Regions from separate parts of the Homo sapiens genome. Here all the other regions are linked to region 1. The links are chromatin loops, found by intact Hi-C in ENCODE. Cell type or tissue: endothelial cell of umbilical vein. All regions are shown on one strand. Region 1 overlaps RBKS (ribokinase). Region 2 overlaps BABAM2 (BRISC and BRCA1 A complex member 2). Region 3 overlaps BABAM2 (BRISC and BRCA1 A complex member 2).

Region 1 (8,000 bases):
CTTAAAAGTCCTGTGTGTTCAATTAATGCTTGCTGATGGACCGTCTCTCAGTTGCCCCAGTCTCCACCTTCTCACCAGATGTGAGATGCAGGGGTTCTGTGTTTTTCTGCACAAAGAGGGCAGCAGTTGGACTACTGAGCCCCAAACCACAAAGAAGCAGGGAGGCTCCTGGCTGACAGGGGCCTTCGGGTCAAAGACAAGAAGGCTGATCTGAAAAGTCACATTACATCCAACAGTGGAAAAACTCTTTGAAATTTAAACATAAAAGGGGCAGAAAAGGCCTTGTACTCTTTACAGAGGAGTGGAAGGGTAAGGAAGAGAGTGAACTTTTACTGTTTGCTCCTCATCAAGAGGCAGCAAAGCCGGGTATTTATATACACACACACACAACATTGACCTCATTTCATCTTCACACTGACCCTGCACTCCCCCGCCACTGAAACTTGAGGGAATTGAGTCTCAGAAACATCCAGTCATTTGTCCAGAGTCACAGAGCTGGTAAATGGCAGAGCTGCACTTTGTACCCAGACCCAGTGATTCCGCTCCCATCCTGTTTCACCACCCAGTGAAGGTTTGGGGCAAGCAGGCAAAGAGGGAGGGAAAAAGGAAGGAAATCAAGCTGAAAAGAGTCTCCCTCCCTTTTGACATCCTGTAATCCCTTTGTATTTCTCTTAGGACTCTGAGTTCATTGTGCTGAACGTTTTCTGTACAAGCCTTCGCTCTGGGACAATCTGAACTCTCTTTAGGGCAGGGACTACTTTTCTGTCCCCTCTGTTTCTCCTGCTGCCTTGTCCCTTGCTTTGAGTTGACCTGACTTATTGGTCCTGGTTCTATCATGTTCTTCTCTTCCCATGATCTCTTCTAAGGTGACCAGATGGCCCTTGCTGAACTACACGTGACTTTCTTTTGTGTTAGTGAAAATGAAGGTTAGGTTGCCATGGCCCAGAGTTACTTGACATTCTCATTGTTGAATCTATTTATACCACAAAGCTTTCAAGTGCCAATAAATTACTTGGCTGTTGATTCACATCTTCGGTATAACTATTTTTATACACTGGTATGATTTTTTTTTTAAACGGAAAGTGCTTTAAAAGTAGGAGCTGTATTGTATCACTGTGATTTTCCTGTAAGTCAAGTACTTTCCAGTCAATCATTCTTGGAATAATGAAATAGTTCTCATTGATACAACATGATGGTTTTAACCTTTTACTGAAAATTATTTTTGTGCCAAAAGGGGTGATGGCATAATTCATCTTCCTTCAATATAATACCCATGTGGCTACTACCCTTTGCCTTCTCACAGTGATTTCCTCTTAAGGAAGAGCTGCTCTTATAGAGTGGGTGTGGCATCTGAAACCCCTGCCTTCCTGAGGTCCTTGACACTTCTGGGTTCTGAGTTCTAGTGGTGCCCATTGAGGAAGCTGGGGAATCAGGGAAGCGCAAGGACAGGAAAACTGGCCCCATGGAATACCTGAGCCTTCTAATGGGGGTGGGAGGGGTGCCGGTGGGGAGGGTTGAGGATTTAGCAGGGCTGGTGAGAGATGACACTCATGAGCAGCTGGCGAGATGACCCCAAGGGGAGAATCTGAGAGGCAGGAGCCCCTGAGGCAGCGCCTGGAGCTGGGTATGGGTCTGGGTGGGCAGCCTCTGCTGCTAGGGCTCGAGGCAATGTTGCCATAGGGAGGCTGGTTTCTTATTTCCCTTCCCCTCCGTTTCAGACAATCCTGTCTGTCCATAGCTGCCTCACTCCTCTCTCCCTCCCATTGTCCCTTGCCTGCCTGGGCCCTTGACTATGGCCATGGGTTAGTTCCTTCACTGAAGGTACCTGACTCATGTCCCTGCTTCTTAAGGCTCTGCTCTCTAATAAACGCTGTGGAGCTGGCATAAATGTGTGACATCCCCAGCAGAGCACACTTCCATGTTAATCTGAGTCTGCTGGTCTGCGATAGCTTTTGTTTTGAGGCTCTGCTCAGAGTCAGGCTCTCTGCTGAGTGCTTTCCAGGTTATGGCCTTTGTTTTCATCAGAACCCAGGGGAGGTAGGCTTATTTGGGGCTGCGGTGTGCGATTAGGCAAAGTGGCATTGCGCAAGGGTGCCCAGCTGAGGGCTGAGAGTGGGCTGTGGGCCACGGCCAGCTCACCAAGCTGTGTGCCTAGCAAGAGGGGCAGCTTCTTCTATAATAATTTGCACAGGGTGTCACAGACGCCAGCAGCAACCCTGGGCCATCTTTATTTTACGCTGAGGAAACTGGGATTCAAGGAGGTTAAATCTCTTGCCCAGTGTAAAGAAAAGGTGGTAAATGGCAGTTGAGATTTGTACCAAGGTCATCTGTGCAGGAATTCAGCAGCAGAGCAGATGGAGAAGCTATTTTGGGGGAAAGAGACTGCCCACATTTTCCCATTTCCCCATGGGAAGGCTTATGTTTTCCATAGTGATGAAGAAATACAGGGATGGAAGAGGGAAGGCCATGAAGCTCCAGTGAGGCTCCACTGCATGGGGGGTCCATTTTCCTCTGTGTGCTTGTGGCAGGAGCAGAGAACATGAACTAGCGTTGTCCTGGGCAGGTGTGGGAGAGGAGCAGGGGTACAAAGGAATCAAAGGTTTCAGGAAAGAATATTTCAGATGAACAGTCGGAGAGTCTGACCTGGATCAGGAAAGAAGAGAGGTCAGGAGGGGGTCAACAGGCAAGGAGAAAGTACAGGGAACTAAGACAACTGGGAACGGCGTAGAAGAGTTGAAAGCCAGGGGCTGCTCAGAGAGGAGGATGTGAGGTTTTACCGGAGAACTGAAGTGGTTCCAAGGAGGTACTAGCAATGTCCTGGAGGTTGTCATGGGAGTGGGAGGCTGCAGTGGAGTGGAGGTGAAGAGTCACCAGAATAGAGGGCATCTAGGAGCTATGAGACTTGGTAATGGTTCATCCTCATGGCACTGAAGTCATCCCACATCATGACAGCATTGGGACAGAGAGAAAAATGGTCATGTAGGCGCCCAAGTCCTAGATAAACAGACATGGAGCAGGAAAGGAAGTTGGGGGGTATGTAGCCATACAGTTTCAGCTGCTATGAATATAATGGGTCCTAAATCAGTATCTTTAGCCCAGACTCTCCTCTGTCTTTGGATTTGTGTATCTAACCACCCGTGAGCCTGCTTAACCTGGCTCATGTCTCTTGCAGGCAACTCTAACTCAACACGGCCGAAATGAACTCAAAACTCTGCCTTAACATGGACCTCTTCTTATCTTTTCAGCTTGTGGCACCTCCACACTGAAAACCTGGGGGTCTCCTGGGCATCTCCTTCCCATATACTTCATCAATCACCAGTTGTCGAGTTTAAATCCTAAATGTTTCTCAAATCTGTCCTCTTGTCTCCACTCCTACCCCCACTGCCCCAGTAATGTTCACATCACCTCACAGGGTCACATTAACTTCCAAGCCAGTCTCCCTGCCTCCGGTCTGGACCCTTCCAGCCCATCCTCTACACTACTGCAAATCTGTCCACGTGGCCCCCGTGGCATCAACTTCTTAACATGGCACACGAGGTTCCCTAAACCACTTTTCCAGTTTCATCTCTTACTTCCTCCTATTCACTTAAGGAACTTACTTCTTCCTATTCACTTACGGGTCTCAGTACATGGAGACACCTCGGCTTGGACTTTTCCCTAGACTAACTCCTATACTCATTTTTGGAGACTCAGCTTGGGTATTAACTTGGCCATCACATATTTATTGCCTAGCACTATGTTCAAAGCACTGTGCTGTCCCGGAAACCACCAGTCTCAGGCCCTCTGGCTGCCCCCTGCCCTCCCCTTGAGGGTAGCACGCCTGTCTTCATCACCTCCCTGTCCTGAGACCTAGTGCAAGGCCTGGACCATAGCTGAGGTAGGCACTGACCGAACCAAGAACTGTCAGGAGGATGGGTGCTGAGCGATGAGGTGAGGAGCACACACTGTCCCAGGAACGCCCTGTAGGAGGATGACAATGGAACAGATGCATGAAAGTTCTGGTTTGCCAAATTCCAGTTGATAGAAAAGGGGACAAGTTGGAGGAAATGATGGGTATGAAGTGTAGCTGGGAAAAACCCCCAAGTGATGAAAGTCTCCAAGGTAAGATCTTGTCAGGCAGCTCTAACAGATTCCAGACAATCTTGCAAGAATGACGTCACTACCAAGCTTCACTTGTTAGGAATCCGTACCCACGCTGAATGAGTCACTACCCAAACTGCCGAGGGACCCTAACAGTTACAGCGCGTGCATTCCTCCCCGATGTCTTCATGCATTCCATCTCACAAGTAGATGCCACTTTCTTCTCTTTTCAAAACCTCTCCCTACACAAAGCTATTCAGAGCCTACACTGTGGACATGAATTCCTCAGCCATGCTTGTGGTTTTAGAAGCCAGGGAAAAGCAAATGGGATGAAACATGACTAAATCATAAGTCAATGCATTATTTCTTAAAAAAGAATATTGCCAGGGGTTCAGGAAAGGGAGAGAGGGCAAATGTAAACCACCAGGGTCTCTGTTACCTCCCACCACCATACTGGGGCCACCAGATTCCACCAACAGGGTCAGCCTTGCTGGCTACACTGGGTTTAGGTCAGAATTTCTTCAAGGGAGAGTGTTTCAAGGAGGGCTGCGCCAGCTGCTGAGATGGCTCATACTTAGGCTGGCCCAGGGGCCAGGCTTGCTCTGCGCTCTCTTCCAAGTTCTAAAAATGGGGCTTCTGCCTTGTTCTTGCCTGCAGGAGGCTGAGGCGTGAGTATCTAGCTGACTGGGCCTGGGAACGTAAAAGTCATTCTTTGTCCTCCAAGGGTTAATCACTGACAGGCAGGAGATATGGGTGTCATATGTACCTGGTTTTAAGTCCTGCCTCTGCCCCTTGTTGTTAGGTGTCTTTTTTTTTTTTTTTTTTTTTGAGATCGGCTCTTGCTCTGTCACCCAGGTTGGGTTACAGTGGCGCGATCACGGCTCACTGCAGCCTCAACCTCCTGGGCCCAAGCAATCCTCCCACTTCAGCCTCCTGAGTAGCTGGGACTACAGGTGCAAGCCACCACTCCTGGCCAGCTCTGTCATCTTTTAAGAATGGTAAATTCACTGTCTTTTCACTGGCAATAAAGGTCTTGTGTCATTTTTATTTCTATTCATACAACTGGAAAATGTTTTTTTCAACTGGGACAATGCAGTAAATGGTTTGGATTTCAGACAGACCTGGGTTTAAGTCCTAATTTCACCACTTACTAGCTGTGTGACCTCTGGCAAGTCACTCAGCTTTTCTGTGGGTTTATTTATCTGTACAATGGGAACTTACCTCATAGGGCCATTGTGAAGACTGAATTAAGTAATGTATGTGAAAAGGCTTAGCACAGTGCTTGGCACAGAGCAGGTGTTCAACAAAGGTGAGGCAGACAAAGATGGTATTATCTCAGTGGCCCCTTAAGTTGCTCAAGTTTTTGGCAGAGAAAGCCCATGACCTAGGTCAGAGGGGGCCAGACAAGGCTTCTAAGAAACAAAGTAGGTCACCATCCTAGGGCACAATCCATAGGATTGTGAGACAAGGGGTTTATGCTGTGACTGGCTTTATGTTTCCAGCTCACAGTAGAAGGATAAAGGCATCCAGGAATGCACTTGGAGCCAGGAAGAGGTGAAGGCCAGTGTCCTGTGGCCCTTGTTTATGAGGGATGCCAGGCTCCAGAGAGTTCCAGCCATGGTCAACATTGTGTGCTGGGGTCTCTGAAATCCATTCCCCATGCTTTCATTTGGGGAGGACGTGCAGAGGGAGAACACTGAGAGAGGCGTCTGGACAGAGGCCTAGAGCTGGGGCGGGTAAGGCTGCAGGACAGGATGGGAACAGGGTTACTGCTGGCAGGGACAGCCTGCACTTCCTCAGTAATGCCAACTTGATGGAGCATTCCACTGTCTACCACAGCTAGCCGGCCACTGGGCAGAGGGCTGCCACCCATGGAGAGGAGATGTAGCAGAGGCTGGAGGACGGGGCAGGCAGGCTGAACAGATGGTGCAGGAACAGTGTGATTTTGGAGGACGTCTCTAGCAGGGCAGTGCTGGAACCTGAGGTCAGGGCCTATCCTGATTAATGATGGATATAGGGCCACCTGACCTACTTACTCCATGTCATCAACCTCGCCACTCAGAGTGAACAGAAGGGCCCTGCCTACAGCCTTCATTTCATCCAGGGCATGCATTCCCAACTGGGGCTATATCTCCCCGAAAGGGGTCAAAATCCATTCTTGGTGGCAGTGCGTGAAAAAAATCTTAGATATTACACAAATGCTCTCCAAAGGGCCACAGTATACACACACACACACACACACACACACACACACACACACACACAAGCGGTCCCAACTTATGATGGTTCGACTTATAATTTTTCAAGTTTATGACAGTGTGAAAGTGATACATATTCAGTACAAACTGTAATATAATGTTTGGTAGGTGTGTTAGGCAGTTCTTGCATTGCTATAAAGAAATACCTGAGGCTGGCTAATTTATAAAGAAAAGAGATTTAACTGGCTCATGGTTTTGCAGGTGTACAAGCATGGTGCTGGCACCTGCGTGGTTTCTGGGGAGGCCTCAGGGAGCTTTCACTCATGGTGGAGGACGAAGCAGGAGCAGGCATGGCACATGGGGAGAGCAGGAGCAAAAGAGAGTGACGGGGAAGATGCCACGCACTTTTGTTTTTGACACAGGGTCTCACTCTGTCACCCATGGCTTACTGCAGCCCCAACCTCTGGAGCACAAGCCAGCCTCCTGTCTCAGTTTCCCGAGTAGCTGGGGAAAAAAAAAAAAAATATATATATATATATATATATATATATATTTTTTTTTTTTTTTTTTTTTTTTTTTTAGAGAGAGAGTCTTGCTATGTTGCCCATGCTGGTCTTGAACTCCTGAACTCAGGCAATCCACCTGCCTTTGCCTCCCAAAGTGTTGGGATTATAGGTGTGAGCCACTGTGCCCCACCACCATACTTTTAAACAACCAGATCTTGAGAGAACTCACTCACTATTTTGAGGAGAGTGGCAAGGGGATGGTGCTACACCATTCATGAGAAATCCACCCCCATGATCCAGTCACCTCCCACAAGACCCCAGCTCCAACACTGGGGATTACAATTCAACATGAGATTTAGCAGGGACAGCATCTCAAGTATAGCAGTAGGTTAGCTGTATTAAATGCATTTTCTATTAATTATATTTTCAGTTTACGGTTGGTTTATCTGAATGTAATCCCATTGTAGGTCAAGGAACATATGTTTGTGTGTGTGTGTGTGTGTGTGTGTATGTGTGTACGTGGTATAAAAATTTCACGGGGGAAGAGGGAGGGTGATTAGGAAAAAAAGTCTCAAAAAAGTTTCCTTGGCATGGGATGATGATGAAAAACAAAGTTTGAGAAAAAATGAAGCAGGACCTCTTGTCCCAAAGAACTACCAGTGGCCCAGTCAGGGACTTCTAGTGAGTTAAGAAGCCCTGCGCAGCAACTCTAAGTTCAATGCACGCTAATACCTCCCTGCTTTCCTCACTGAGCCAGAAATCCCTAGCTCTGTCAGCCAGTTCCTCTCCTGTTTACCTCCATTTACAGTCTCCATGGCCACCAGTGAGTCCTAGGGACACTCAACCCCTGGAGTGAGGAATTTAACAAGAAGATGAGAACCCGCGTGGCATGGCCTATCTTTCCCAAAGTGGGAAAGTGGAAAGGTTCTCCCCTATGCAGACAGGACTGAGCGGTCTGTTTGTGAACATGCCATTAGGCACAGTGCCGCTTACACAAGAGCCTAGTTCCACAGCTCAAATCTGAATTTTTCTTTTTCTTTCTTTTCTCTTTAAAAAATATTTTTATAGAGACAGAGTCTCTCTTTGTTGCCCAGGCTGGTCTCAAACTCCTGGCCTCAAGTGATCCTCCTGCCTTGGCCTCCCAGAGTGTTGGCATTACAAGCACGTGCCACTGTACCTGGCCAAAATCTGAATTTTTCTAACTTCTCTTATCAGT
Region 2 (8,000 bases), 120 kb after region 1:
GCACGTGCCACCACGCGCAGCTAATTTTTGTATTTTTAGTAGAGATGGGGTTTCACCACGTTGGCCAGGATGGTCTTGATCTCTTGACCTCATGATTTGCCCGCCTCATCCTCCCAAAATGGTGGAATTATAGGCGTGAGCCACCACGCCCGGCCCAAAGTGTTTTTTTAAATTATGCACCCTGTCTTAGTCAGTTTGGGTTGCCATAACAAAATACCTTAGACTTGGTAATTTATAAACAGCAGAAGTTTATTGCTCACAGTTCTGATGGCTAGAAAGTCCAGGATCATGGCTCTGGTAGATTGTGTCTGGTGAGGGCCCGTTCCTCATAGATGATGCCTTCTCTGTGTCCTTGCATGGCAGAAGGGAAAAGGGGCAGACGAGCTCCCTCAGGCCTCTTTTATAAGGACGCTAATCCTATTTATGAGGCCTCCGTTTTATGACCTAGTCAGCTCTCAAAGGCCCTACCTCTTAATACCAACACATTGGGGATTAGATTCCAATAAGAATTTTGAGGGGCCACTAACATTCAGTCTATAGCACACCCCAAATTATTTTATTGTGTACCTCTGCTACATGCATATTTACTTATAAAAATATATTTATAGATTATAAAACATACATAAAATATAAGCTAAAAATGATATAAAGATAAAATTAACAACACTGTAAAAATAATTTATATTACTTATATTGTGGTATTTTCACCTGCCATACCTGAAAAAGAAATCTGAAAAAATATGTAGATACTAATGGAAGAAATGCTTTTGTCGTAAATTAAGTGTCCAGAAATGTGAGGGTCTGTCTCTGAACTCTTTATTCTGTTTTACTGGTTTGTCTATTTTTGTACCAACATGAGTATTTTAATTACTAACATTTATAGTAAATTTTGAAATCCAGTATTGCAAATTTCCTACCAAAGTTTTTCTTACTGTGGTAAAATACATGTAACATAAATTTACTATTTTAATCATTTTTAAGCATACAGTTCTGTGGCATTAAGTATATTTACATTGTAGTACAGTCATTACAACTATCCATCGGAAACTCTGTACCCATTAAACTATAGCTTCCTATTTCCCTCTCTCCTCAGCCCCTTACAACTACTGTTCTACTTTCTCTGACTGTGAATTTGACTACTTTAGATACCTCATGTAAGTGGAATCATATAGTCTTTGTCCTTTTTTGACCAGCTTATTTCACTTAGCATAAGGTCCTCAAGATGTATCCATGTTGTAGCATGTGTCAAAATTTCCTTCCTTTTTAAGGCTGGATAATATGCCATTCCATTGTGTGTGTGTGTGTGTATATGTATAGTATTGTATATATATATAATGTATAGTACTACATTTTGTTTATCCATTCATCCATGGATGGACACTTGGATTGCTTCTACCTTTTGTTTATTGTAAATAATCCTATCAAGTTTTTGTTCTTCAAGATCATCTGATCTATTCTAGGTTCTTGGCATTCCATTTGTATTTTAGAATCTGCCTTTCAGATTGCAGATCAATTTAGGGAGAACTTACAACTTTTCATTATGAGTCTTTTTTTTTCTCACTCCGTGGCTCAGGCTGGAGAGCAGTGATGTGATGATGGCTCACTGCAGTCTTGACCTCCCTGGCTCAGGCGATCCTCCCACCTCAGACTCCCAAGTAGCTGGTACTACAGGCACATGCCACCATGCCCACTAACTTTTTGGTATTTTTTGTAGAGACAGGGTTTCTCCATGTTGCCCAGGCTGGTCTTAAACTTTTGAGCTCAAGTGATCCACCTGACTTGGCCTTCTAACGTGCTAAGATTACAGGCATGAGCCACTGTGCCCGGCCTCATTATGAGTCTTTTAATCCATGAACATGATATCTCTGTTCATTTATTTGTTTACTTATTTTCTTCTTAATAATAGCTTTCTGCATAGAGATCTTGCACATCTATTGTAACATTTATTTCTATATATTTGATCATTTGATATTATTTTAGATGGCATCTTTCTAAAAGTTTTATTTTCTGACAGTTGATGGTATATGGAAATACAATAGACTTCTATGTATGCTCTAACAACTTTGCTAAACCCACATATTCATTCCAATAGTGCATATGAACATTTACAAAATTTTCTATGTTCACAGTCACATTTTCTGCAAAAAAGTAAGTTCTGTTTCTTCTTTTCCAATTTTTATACTCCTTATTTCCTCCATCCTGGCTAAGACCTCCAGTACAATGTTGAATTAAAGTGATGAGAGTTGGTATTCTTGTCTCATCCTCTATCTCAAAGAAAAAAATTTTAATGTTTTGTTTTTAAGTATGATGTTGCTTTAAGTTTTTTGTAGATAGCTTTGATCACATTAAGGAAGTTCCCTTTTATCCCAGTTTATAGAGAGCTTTTAAAATTATGAATGGATGTTTAATTTCATCAAACACTTGTACTTATTAAGATAATCCTATCAATTTCCTCTTATTCTCTTAGCAGAGTTAATTAAATGCACATATTAGAAAAGAAGAAAGGTTGAAAATTAATAAGCTAAGCATCTATCTGAAAAAGTTAAAGGATTTTTTCCCGATCCTAGTTAGCTGTTAAAAACTGTATGTGAGCCCATCATTCCTACTGAAACCATATTGTAATTTAAACCACATTTTTGTTATAGGGACACCTACCAACATTTAAAAATACTTCCTACTCTAAAGTAGAGTTGAAGTTTATCATTTATAAATGGAGATATGGCATAGAAGCTGAGAATAACAGTTGACGCCACATGAACTGGCAAACACATTTTCTTGAATATTTTAATTTTGTAATTTTTAAAACATTCTGGGCTGAGTCACTTATTTTGGTGATGGCATTTTGGAATCCTATGCTAAGAATTAAATGTATCATTTTTTCTAGGAGGGTCTAGCCATAGTTTTTAGGCTTTAGAGATAGAATGTACTTGATGTATCAAGAATATCATATGTCATCAAATGCATAGCCCCATTCCCCTGAAAATCAACCGAGAAAATCTATCTGAATGCAATTTTGTCTTCTTTTACCGATTTTAATTTGTCCTTTTTGCTTGTAAAAAGGTCTAAGACTTGACCTTGTGGATTTGGTCTGGCCAGTCAGATGGGGTATAATTATAGCCCTTTCAAGGCTGAATATGTAAGATTCCATGAACCAGTTCAGATGCCTTTGCAGATAAAATGCTCATGTTTTAGATTATTTAGATAGATGTTAAGATACCCTTTGTCAGTCTTCCAGCTTCTTTACTGCTGCATCCAGTCTAGAAACCATGATAATTTTTGAAACTGAGTAATCTATGTTAGATTTAATTCAGAGAAAATAAATTCTAAAAGATGAAAATGTAGTTAATATTAGTTAACAGTAATTTACTGTAATATGTGACTTTTTTTTAAAAGGTGGTTATTGATCTTTGAGCATATTTTATTTGAGAGTCACTTGTTATTTTAGGTTGCCAAAGTTGAAGACTTCCTTCTCAGCTGATGTTAAATATTGTTGGTTTAGCACAAACGTCACTATCAAGAAAACAGGAAGCTATGTAGGACACATGCCAAATGGTAAATTAATAGTCAGGGTAAAGGAAACTGACGTAGACTCAGGGAAGGAACCCTGGACTCATCTACTTTGTTCTTTTTAGGTGGCTTGAAGAATAGAAATGGTCTAAGTCATTATTTTTTTCCAGACAGTGTATCAAAAAACAGGGTTAGCCCTATTAAGCCAGAAAGAATATATTTTCTTATATTTTGCATTATTTTAAAACTGCTAATGTTTTAAAGGTTGTAGAATATCTTCATATAGCTTTGTTAATCTAGATTAGTTCTTGGCTGTCACTAAAAAGCCTATAAAGTATAGTAAAATTTGCCTACTTTTATTTTTTTATAGTGAAACCTTAACATTTGAGTCGGATCTCAGTAACTAGGAACAAATGATAATTTAAAGAGGAGTCAAATCCAAATTTACCTTTCATTATTTACTTAAACTTTATATATATAGTTTGCTAAATCAGTGAACAGTGTCATCATTGTAGAGTCTGTGTCAAGTTACGGGGGGCTTGTTCCCTCTCTTGTAGCCTTGATTTATGTGTTTACAGTTTTTATACTTATTACTGATAAATAATTTTCTTTTCATTAGAACGCATGTAATAGAACTTCTTTTTGGCAATATTTTGTCATCTTTTACTTCTCATTTTTCTAGGTACTTAATAAAATATCATTTGTTGAAAACATTTATAGTTCACCAATTATGAGATTTATAGTTATAAATCTTTATAAGCCACTAATTATGATTTATAATTCACTAATCATAAGATATTAATCTGATGGTTTTCTCTTAAATTATTGAGAGATGGTTTAATGTAGTAATTAAGAAAGTGGGCCATGGAGGCAGACATCCTGGGTTTGGATCCCAGCTCTGTCACTCACTAGCAAGTTACATAAGCATCTACGTGCCTCAGTGCCCTCATCTGTAAATTGGGGTAATAACAGCACCTATCTTGGAAGGTTGCTGTAAGTTTAAATAGTTTAATATAATTAAAGAGCTTAGAATAGTGCCTGCCACATTAGTAAATGCCCGACAAATATTAGCTGCTGTTATTTGTTTATTGTGGAAATATAATAATTATAGGTAATAACTTAAAGTTTAAATTCTGAGTTGTGTGTACAGTTCTTCAAAGGGAAAACCTTCCACAAATAATCACACTTTTGCCTTTCTTGGAGGTGAGGATGAGCACATCATCCCAATTCCAGTTAAATCAACAGTCTTTTTTTCTTGTTGTTGTTTTTAATCATGAAAAGAGTACAACACTAGGAGTCAAGATATATGCATTCATTCAGCAAACCTTTATCCTCCTACATAGTTGTTGGAGTGTTCACCTCCTGGATATCAGTGCTAGACACTGGAGATTTAAAGATGCCTAGGCCATGGAGACTAAGATATGGTTAGCGTGTCCTGTAAGTGGTTTCCAATCCCAGAGTGCCAGTGAGACCCTTTGCTCTTTGATGTCATCATCTGTAAAATGACAGTTCTTGAACTTAGTTTATGAGTGTTAGTAATATGCTAAAATTTCATCAGTGCTGGATACTTAGCACTGTGCTAGGTGCTATACTAGGACTTACTTAAAAAGGAGTATAACATAGCGCTTGACACTAGAATCTTATGATCTGGTTGGGAAAACAAGCCACAAGGAGAAAAATAGACAAATAATACTGGGAGTCATGTGATTAAATGTAAAATAAGAGACTCAACAGATGAGAATGTGCGAAGGTTCTTACGCTCAGCATTTTATTGCGTCAATGATTAACTGCCATTTCTGTAATAAAGTACTAGATTAAACTACCTCCTTTGATGCTATCAAGAATTCCCGCTTGATAATTCCCACTTTCATAATCTGTATAATGTGAGTTTAACTCCCTTTGTTCACTCACATGTTAAACTTTAAAATAGTGCATTCCTGGTATATTTAGGTAATTTGAAATTGGTAAAAGATATATTTTTACAGCATAGTTTTTATCCAAAATCCTTTCTGTACTCTAACACCAAGATATGTTTTTTGTTCTTGTTACTGCTATATTCCTAGCACTTAGTGCCAGACACACAGTGAACACTGATGAAATATAGTTGAGAGACAAATTTGAAATTATACTTAACCGTCAGCAATTTTAAAATATTTAAAAATAATTTTTAAATTAAAAGTGATTCAATTTGGAATACTGGCTTTTTCAACCTTGGCTCTAACTATGTGTGAGGACAAGTTGCCATTCTATAAATATAATTTTAATGTAGCCAGTAGCTTTTTCTTTACTAGCTTTTTCATACTTGTATAAGGAAATGGCTTTCTAGATGAGTGAATTTCCCTGCTTTATTAGTTATCTGTTACTGATTTATGACAGCAGCTTCATGGGAGACCTTAAGCTAGAACTGCCCAGCCAAGCCATTCCCAAATTCCGACCCAAAGAAACTGTGAAAGATAATAAATGTTAGAAATGTGAAGTTTTGTGATATCACAGTATAAAGACTTTCATATGCCTTACTTGAAGACTGTTCATCAGTATATCACCCTGAATTCTTTCCTTCTGAGAAGGAGTGAAGTACTTTAAAAGAAAAAGATAAAATCAGGCCATCATAGCCAAGTTTTCCTAGTCAAATAGAAAAGGGTTGTATTTAGCCTTAAAAGATTTTATAATTGTGTAAAACCGTGGCTCATGCCTATAATCCCAGACTTTGGGAGGCTGAGGCGGGAAGATTGCTTGAGGTCAGGAATTCGAGACCAGCCTGGGCAAAGCCCTGAGACCCTGTCTCAAAAAGAAAAAAAAAAATTTAGCTGAGTGTGGTGGTGCACCTGTAGTCCCAGCTACTTGGGAGACTGAGGTGGGAGGATTCCTTGAGCCCAGATGTTCAAGGCTGCAGTGAGTTATAATTGTGCCACTGCACTCCAGCCTGGGCTCTAGAGCAAGACACTGTCTCCTAAAAAAATTATAATAGTAAAATAGTTCATAGTTCATGTTCATTATAAAAATCAAAACAATGCAGAAAGCAGATGGGTGCAGTGGCTCATGCCTATAATCCCAGCTCTTTGGGAGGCTGAGGCAGGAGGATCACTTAATTCCAGGAGTTTGAGACCAGCCTGGGCAACATGGTGAAACCTTGCCTCTATTAAAAATACAAAAAATTAGCCAAGTGTGGTGGCATGTGCCTGTGGTCCCAGCTACCTGGGAGGCTGATGTGGGAGGATCGCCTGAGCTCGGGAGTTTGAAGCTTCAGTGAGCTGTGATTTCACCACTGTACTCCAGCTTGGGTGACAGCAAGACCGTGTTTCAAAAAATTTAAAAAAAAATGCAGAAAAGTAATTAGAAGAATCTTGTAAAAATCATTTCAAATCCGGCCACATTTTGGTTACTCTCCTTCTGAAATCTGTCTATGTGTGTAGATATACATACTTTCAAGTGTCCTTTTTCCATAAGTGGAATCATACTATTTCCATGTATTTTTAAAGCTTTTTAAACATTACCATGGGTTTAGAATTTACCAAAACTCCCCTTAGTGCTATATGACATTGGAAAGATCACTTACTTGAAGTGGGGATGGGAGTGGGTAATACTCCCCAAAAGCACAATCAAGTCAAAATGGTAATCTCCAGTTAGCTGCAGGCCTTCTGTTTTGCTGAGAGGAATATACAGATTTGGGGCCAAGAGTCAAACTCCTCAAGGCAACAGAGGAAAGCTCTTTTAAACCCATGCTCTTTTTTTTTTTAGGCAGAGTCTCGCTCTGTTGCCCAGGCTGGAGTGCAGAGGCATGATCTCAGCTCACTGCAACCTCTGTATCTTGGGCTCAAGCGATTCTCCTTCCTCAGCCTCCCTAGTAGCTGGGACTACAGGCATGCACACCACACCTGGCTAATTTTTGTATTTTTACTAAAGATGGGGTTTCACCATGTTGGCCCCGCTGGTCTTGAACTCCTGACCTCAGGTGATCTGCCTGCCTCAGCCTCCCAGAGTTGTTGGGATTACAGGCGTGAGCCACTGTGCCCTGCCCCTATGCTCTTTTTTGATTAACAGAAAAACGAGCACCCTCCTCTTGTGCAACTTGAATTTTCACAGTAAATTAAAGAACATGACCAAACCAATTTTAGACAGAGGTAACTTAAGAAGAGGAAACAGTTTAATCTTAGAAGAAACTTGAGGTACATGGCACTGGCTTGTTTCCTATACACCTATTTATCCTAGATAATATAAGGAAGATAGAATGTAACATATCTTAAATGATTTGCCCAACATTTCATTGGAAGACAAGCTGAGTGCCACTTAGGAGAAAGAGACCTACTAATGGCAGCTTTCCTCTGTTCCCTTGAGCACTTTGGCTCTTGGCCTCACATTTGTAGATTCCTCTCAGCAAAGCAGAATCCCTGCACCTAACTGGAGATTATAATTTTGACTTGAGTGTGCTTTTGGGAAGTATTACTCTTCATACCCCTGTCCCCCATTCCCACTTATGATATTGGAAAGTAAGT
Region 3 (8,000 bases), 280 kb after region 1:
TCAGCCTCCCGAGTAGCTGGGCCTACAGGTGCCCACCACCATGCCTGGCTATTTTTTTTGTTTTGTTTTGTATTTTTAGTAGAGGCAGGGTTTCACCATGTTAGCCAGGATGGTCTCAATCTCCTGACCTCATGATCCACCCGCTTCGGCCTCCCAAAGTGAGATTACAGGTGTGAGCCACCGCGCCCAGCCCATTGAACATTTTTAATAGAAAGTTTTATCATCTCAATTTTCTCTTTTTACTTTGTATAAAGATATTTCTGTACCATGCACTCTTTAAGGACAGGCTCCATGCCTTATTCATCTGTATATCATTGCCTAATTTAGGTGATAAGCAAGGTTTTATCAACTTGATATATTCTTTCATTAATTAGAAATTGGCAGTAGGGGTAAATGACTTAGAAAATCTGTAAATATTCTCTCAAATGCCACTGTCTTTCATTTTTAGAGGCTGACAGGCCTTTTCAGCCTTTAGGTTTTAGAGACAAACACTAAAATTACCCAGAGCTTTGCCTACTTTCTAACAATAGTATTAAATGTAATTAATAATTAATAGGAATGGAGAGACGAGTTAGTTATAAAAGTACATAAATGTTTGTAACAATAAGCACAACCTGCTATATTTGAATATCTTCTTACAGCATATTTAAATTAAGTTTTTCCTTTTTAAGAACTAAAGTTTTAAGATAAGACTATTGTGTTTCGTTCCTATATGCTTTATGAACTTAAAATATTTTTATGGAGTCTGTAAGCTGCTATTAAAATTGTATTAACTTTTGGCTTTTATTCCATAGTATAATTATCCTTGATTACAGACTCCAGAAGAGGTAGTGTACAGAGGAGCTGTTTATTTCACAAAAAACTTGACATAGGATTCTAGAACTTCTAAGGATAAAGGCTGTTATTTTTGAGATAATTTAAACCCAAATAAATATTATTTTAGAGGAAGATTACAGTTAGGGTTTTTTTGAGGGGAGGGGACAACTATCTTCTGTTTTGAAGAACAAATACTCTTCATTGTGGGTTGTTGTGACACCCAGAATTTCTAGCAATACCATGTTTGATCCTATCTCTTTATTTCCTAACCTCCCTCTCACTCCCTCAACTCCACCCCAAAGAAAATTCTCAGGAATTACATCAAAAACACTATATCATGTTATCAGACTTCCTTTTCTTGATTCTCTAGAGTGACAATATCTTGGAAAGACAGGACAATGTTGAACATAGTTTTCATAAAATTCATGATTATATCAAGAAAATTAAATACCAACAGAGAGAAAACAAGGATGACCACTTGGTTTCTGGCTTAAGTAACTGGGTAGATGTTTGCGCCATTTACAGTAGTACCTCCATCCTCTTTTCCACTTTCTGGGATTTCAGTTACCTGGGTCAACTATTGTACAAAGAAATTAAATGGAAAATTCCAGAAATTAATAATTTATACATTTTAAAGTTTGTACTCTTCTGAGTAACATGATGAAATCTCATGACATCCGGCTCTGTCCCACCCAAGATGTGAATTGTCCTTTTGTCCAGCATCTTCACAATGTACAAGCCACTTTGCTCTAGCTGTGTACACTGCGTGCCCTTCCATCACTTAGTAGCCAATTAGCAGATCTGATATTGGTTATATCATATCTCTTTATGGATGTCTGATATAACCAATATCAGATCTGCTGTTGCTGGTACCACAATGCTTGAATTAAGTTGACCCTTATTTTACTTAATTATGGCCCCAAAGTGCAAGAGTAGGGATGCTGGCAATTCAGACATGCCACACAAGCCGTAAAGTGCTTTAAGTGAAAAGGTGAAAGTTCTAGAATTAATAATGAAAGAAAAAAACCCTATGCTGAGGTTGCTAAGCTTTACAGTAAGAATGAATCATCTATCCATGAAATTATGAAGAAGGAAAATGAATTTTTTGCATAGTATATAGGGGGTTTGATGCTATCCATGATTTTAGGCATCCACTGGCAGGTCTTGGAACATGTTTCCCATGGATAAGGAAGGACTATTGTATTTAGATGGGAGAATGGGGATTAGAGTGGGGTATAGGTTTGGGTGGGGGTGAGCACACTGAGGTGTTGATCAAGATTTCTATAATAATTTGGCAGTGTTGATTTGGAATTGCCTTTCAGACATCTAGGTGGAGATGTCCAGTAGCTAGGATATGCAAGTCTGGCATTCAGAAGAGAAACTGAGGTGGAACTATAAACTTGAAAGGGTTTAGCATGAAGGCATTTCTTATATCCATTGGAATGGTTAGCCTTCCTTCTTCCCTTCCTCCCTTCCTCTGTCCTTCCATCCTTCCTTCGTTAATCATTAAACAAGTGGTTCTCATTTAGATTTATTTACAGTTAATCATATTTCCAGCATGAACCAATTTTTCAACTCTCATTGTTATGTCAGCTGAACACACAAATTAACACATATTCTCCAAGAAATTGGGAAATACTGATCCTACTTCTTTAGCAACTTATTTTCTAAATTTATATAGAAAAAATTGCAGAAAGAAAAAATGGCAATAAAATCATTTCTCAAGAACCATTAAGTGTGCCAGAGTTTCCTCAAAACAGAAATTTCAGAATAGTGGATACCTGGCAGGGGTAGTAGGTAAGGGGATGAGAAAGGTAAGGGGCTACACAGGCCCTTCCTTTGTATTTCATGTTATGTTTCTTTATCTGCATGGTGGCTAGATTGGCATTCATTATATCAGTGATTAGACTATTTCATCTAAGGGAAAAAAACCAAACTCTTGCACATATTTCTAGAGAAAGTCTTCAGAATTTGATTACTCCAATGACAGTGTTTATTTGTTTTCTTTTTGTTGTAGTACAAGAGAGGCAGGAATTAGAGGTAAAATAAAAGCTCTTTGCTTCCTTTATTAGTAAATATAGCTTACTAAAGAAAAGTTTTATGACTAATTTTTGAATTGCAGTAAATAAGCATATTATTTCACTGTTCAAATACAATGGTCTGATCGTTGTATATTTTTTAAATTAAATTGAGCTCTAGGCCTTTGGTCAGGTACCTTACCTTCATACTTATTTTCATGGGAAATCCAGCCTAATTACATTGTATGGATTTACAGTGCTTATTAAGGAACATAATTCTCTGTAAATGTAAGCATTGCCTTTAATTTGAAGTAAAGGTGGGTGGATTTCATTTCACTGATTGAGACAGTGTCATAGACATTAGAAAATAAACTGTTAGGGTTTACGTTTTCACATAAACTCTTTGAAAAAGCCGGAATTATCTTAATGTTTTATTTGTAGTGGTATTAACAATAAAAGTTATATTATACTATTTTAAAAATATGTTACCTAAAAAATAAATTACAAATCTAGGCTCATAGTTAACATTATACTGTAGATATATTTCTGCAGGGTTAGTATACACTGTTTTGCACAGTGAATTCTTAAAAAGAAACTATAGGAGCTCACCATTTAAGAAACCCTTCAGCCACTCCTTCTATACAAAGAATAATATTTGTACATTCAGATTTTTAGATTAGATTTTTAAAAGTAGTTAAATTGGGCATCTTTTATCATATTTGTCTTTAATTAATGGTGTGACTCTGGGGAAAGTAAAGAAACCTCTCTGAGCTCCAGTCTTATCTTTAATTTCAAAAGTGAACTAGATAATCTCTGAGGTTCAGCCTTAAAATTCTGTGATACTCATTTAAAAATAACTGTACCATCCAGCATTTCAGAAAAAGCATTAAGGACATGTGTTTCATTTCCTTAAATGAAAACAGATTATAATGTATGTAATCAGAGCATTGAAAAGAGAAGGAGAGAGAGGTGATTTCAGTACCAAAATTTGTCTATAGGATAGACTACCTGGATGAGGCAAAAGGATCTATAGACTACCTGCCTCAAAAATCTCTAGATATAATGAGAGAGATGGTAGGTACTCCTTGAGATGAGATACTAGTCTGATGATGGCTTTTTTTGGTGATGGCTGTTGAACAACATGTAAATAAAAGCAGTAATCATGTTAGAAGAGACCAATCTGTGCCTGTGTTCTGTAGACTACATTGTTAAGAGCATGGTTCAAATATTTGAAAGAGAAAAGAAAACTGCTTTTAAAACCACTTACAATTACCTTGGCATTCTCATTTTAAGTAGCCATCTGCAAGCATATTAATTTTATTATTTCAGTGAACTCCCTATTTGATTAATCCGTGACCTGATTTAGTAAACATTTGTCAGGATATATCTTCCCTGGAGATACATTAAGCTTGGAGCATGTAAGGCATCTTTTTTCCTATTCAAACAGTGAAGTTAGGAAAGTGTTGTGGTAATAATGTGAGCACAATTGTCTAAGAACATTAAGAACCTTCGTCTGGATCTTTTGTTACCATAAAAGGCAATGTATCATGCTTTCCTGTTTTGCATGGATGAGAAGGGAGTAAAAAACACCAAAAGAATTTTTATTGCATAGAAATATTTCCTTCCTAGCAGTTGGTGAAGCAATAATGAGCCTACAAAACAATCTTCCTATAGCTGGGGAGAGGAGGGCAGGAAAACGTAGTGCAGCCAGCCACATAGATTCGCAGACTGGCAGGCTGGTCACAGAGCGCCTGCTTCCATCCAGAGTCCCTTCTACATGTAACTCTCCCCAGGGCAAAGCGCCTGCATGTGCTTCTTCTCACAGCCCTTTAAGATATACAGGGCAAGTAGGAGCTGCTTCTTTTCTAGAAGAAGAACTTATCCAAGCCTGTGGTGCAGACGATTGTTGTAGGCAGGCTAGAGCCACACTTACCTGATTCCCAATTTGTACGTAAGACCAGGCAAGGTCCACTGTGTTGAGAAGATGCTTTCTGTGAATCAAATTACTTGGTACAGAAAATGTTGCTTTCAGTGTATCTTGTGGCAACTTTAACATTGTAGACATCACCACTGAATAAGATGAATGCGTGGGAATTGTGGATTTGAAAACACTAAAAGTGGTTATCAGGCTTTAGCACATCTTAAGAGTCTGCATTTCCACTAGCCTAATTCACACTGGGCCCTTCTCAGCGTTTCTTAATGCTACGCTACTCCCACTTCCTTTCCTCTGTTTCCCTCACTTCAGCCCTAAATGAATTTAGGTTGTTGAACAGAAATGATCATAAATCCCTTTTTAAGCCAAATGAAAAGAGGCCCATAATTTCTTTAGTTTGTTTCAGACCCATTACCTTTCAGAAGGTCAAACCTGCCTCATTCTCTAGGTGTGGACATGATACGGATAACAAAAAGGCATGGGGATATGTTTTATCAAATGTCCTAAAGATGTTTTTACATGCAGTTTTTAATAAAAAACAATTATCTACTATGCATAAGAACTAAAGTAATAATGTGCAATGCATTTTGTGCTTTTTAATAATAAATTATTAGTAATGAAGTGGAGACAACTTAGAGTTGATTGTTTTCTTTGGAGGTAAGGAAACATATTGAAACTAAACAATAGTAGCTGCCTAAGATTTCATGATGTGACAGTGGCATATTGCTATGGGGGAAAAAAAACAACCATGCACAGAAGAACAAGCCATTCACCCTGATATCAGTAATTTGAAAGTGAAGAGCAATTCTTTTTCAGCGTGATATATTTTTCAGTTTTAGGTTAAAAGTGTTGCATTCCAAGGAAGGCACTACAGTGCGTTCTCAGTATAAAGCAAATAGTTTTGTGGTATTGGTTGTCTGATGTGGTTGAGCACTGGTATTTCATAGCTTTCAAAGAAACATTTTAAAGATAAAAAGAAGAGCAGAAATACTGGAAAAGGCAATATGTCATCTGAATTCTGTTGGTGCTTAAGAACAGCAAGGGCTATCAGTTACCCTTGAGTTCCAGTCCCAGTTTTGTCACTGACTCTGACCTTAGGCAAGTTATTTAACTTATTTATGCCTTTGTATCCTCTTCTCTAAAATGAATCTAATACCTGTCTCACAGTGTTAAGTTGTGAGGATGAAATAAAATAATGCCTGTGAAGCACTTCCTATAGTGCTTGGCATGTGAATCCTCAGATAATGATCACAGTTAAGGAATTGGATGGTTGCTATTTTCATGGTTCTTTAGTTTACAGGTTTTCAGAGTATTTTACTAGTAGACTCTATGCTTAATTAATTCATTCAACTTAATAGTAACCAGAAATAGTGTTCTTTCATCTGGAGTTGTAATTCCCTCACTTGTAAGTAATTTTTCTGCTGCCTCTTGTCTTTACTGAAAATTGATTCTGTTCGTTGCTGTGGAGGCCTCACCTTTCTCACTTCTCCTGATATACTGTGAAAATATTAAAACCTAATAATTTGTCCACATGCACCACTCTTTTCAGTAATCATTGCTGACTCTGTCAACCCTAGACTCATTCCCACTTTGCTAGACAACCTCAGTACCTGGGTCTTATCTTCTCTCCATCCTCTGCCATCATCCTCCCCAATTCTGGCACGTAAAATGATGATCCATTCATCCTTCTTCAGCCTGTTAGAGTCTTTCCAGCTCCATTTCTGCTCCCCACCTTTCCTTTTTGCTGCACCTTGTACTTCATCATCACTGCTCTGTTTCTAAAATATCAGTACTCTCTTTCTCTGCTTACCACGTCCTGAACTGCTGCTTCTTCCACTCCTCCACATCTGTGGAGCTAGATCTGTGCCTTCAGTCATTCACTCTTAGACTCTGCTGATTGCATGCTTAGCCTTGTCTCAAAGACCTACTACTTCAGTACCACCTCCTCAACCCTCCTAATCACGTTCTTTGTCCACTGTGATAGTCACTGCATGCTTTCCCGCTTTTTGCAATCTGCTGTTGGAACATTTTAGAAGCAATCTGAGAACCGTACTGATTTGGCCCACTACAAATTTGTGATTCTAATTTTATTTTGGGCCCTTTGTATGGCTTAACAGTAGTTATCAATTCTTCAGCACATTTGTTTTAATAACTATTAAATATTTCCTATTTTCTAGTCTCCTTATGCTTCCAGTCCTAACCAGCCCTCCCTTCCTCTTGGGACATGATCTTGCCTCTTATTTTTACTGAACCGATTGATGTTATTGCTGCTGTGTATGTACTATCATTGTCCCTGGGAGATTGATGAATAAAACATTACCTAGCAGTGTTTGTGTTCCTGAGGTCTGATTTGGCCTGTGGGTAACTAGATACTGACTCTTATCTTTGTCCCAGCGAGTGGCCATCTTTGATATAGATGATGTTTCTTTACTTGTGTATCTATATATTTGGTCATTTCGTGATCTGTATTTATTGAGCACAGTGACCTGTGTTAAGTAGGTAGTAAGGACAATTAGAAAGAGAATAAAACACATAGCCCCCCTTCCCTTTCTGTGAATTAATAATGAAGACAAACCTACCTAATTTTAGTAACATTTTGTTATTATACACTTGGTTCTAACCATGAATTTGGTTACCTTAAAGGTGTCCTGCCCTCTCTTGTGATGCACAGCAGAGTAAGATGCGCTTGACGGGTAGCGTGGCTGTCTTTTCCTTCTCACTCCAGGGTTATGATAGTTCCTGTTGTACACATGGATGATAGAGACACAGCGGCAACCATACAGGATTTTTATACTTGTACTAAGGACTTGGAGAGGGTCTAAAGGTAGGAAAGTAGTAGGAACTACCAAGTTGATTAGAATAACAGGCCTGGAAAGGCCTCTGAAGAGTGCGTTAAGAGAGAAATCATAGCTGGCCTTGGAAGGGAGAGGTGTCGTTTGGTGAGGCAGTGTGCATAGGATACCTCAGGGATGTGAGTGGTAAAGGCAGATAGGGCATTTTTCCAGAAGAAAATATGAATGTCAGTTATTATAGAAGTGTATAGATAGAATTTGCTCACCACTTTGTGTGTGTGTATGGAGTTGTGTTTGAAAGCAGAACTTGGATGGAATCTATGGATCAATTACTTTCCTCTTTTCTAGGGTTATGGGTATTGAGGGAGGCCAGGGGCATTGGAAGAAAAAAAATGTGTGTCATTCAAGTACCCTTGGGTGTCTTCATTTTGGGTAGTTTCC

What was found. A loop is a pair of places that touch in the nucleus more often than their neighbours do. Peaks named below come from ENCODE experiments on the same cell type or tissue, not always from the same donor. Only the 100,000 strongest peaks of a DNase experiment are listed, where the experiment ranks them.
Region 2: a loop joins it to region 1, with 6 times the contacts of the local background. A loop is called at or near these places in 4 of 110 quality-filtered maps.
Region 3: it touches region 1 in a loop (5-fold over the local background); 2 of 110 quality-filtered maps call a loop at or near these places.

Annotation. Positions count from the first base shown.
Region 1 is chr2:27,795,163-27,803,162 of GRCh38, forward strand. All of the region lies in intron 7 of RBKS (ribokinase), which reads right to left. Among named protein-coding and RNA genes, the nearest start is that of MRPL33, 27 kb to the left of the region's middle. RefSeq lists enhancers at 3,340-4,305, 3,486-4,685. In endothelial cell of umbilical vein, no CTCF peak of the experiment used is centred here; DNase peaks (open chromatin) are centred at 949 and 4,229; H3K27ac peaks cover 3,391 bases.
Region 2 is chr2:27,917,161-27,925,160 of GRCh38, forward strand. The region is part of intron 2 of BABAM2 (BRISC and BRCA1 A complex member 2); the gene reads left to right. Among named protein-coding and RNA genes, the nearest start is that of BABAM2-AS1, 30 kb to the left of the region's middle. In endothelial cell of umbilical vein, no CTCF peak of the experiment used is centred here; a DNase peak (open chromatin) is centred at 3,551; H3K27ac peaks cover 2,019 bases.
Region 3 is chr2:28,076,611-28,084,610 of GRCh38, forward strand. All of the region lies in intron 6 of BABAM2 (BRISC and BRCA1 A complex member 2), which reads left to right. Among named protein-coding and RNA genes, the nearest start is that of MIR4263, 84 kb to the left of the region's middle. In endothelial cell of umbilical vein, no CTCF peak of the experiment used is centred here; a DNase peak (open chromatin) is centred at 4,371; H3K27ac peaks cover 1,965 bases.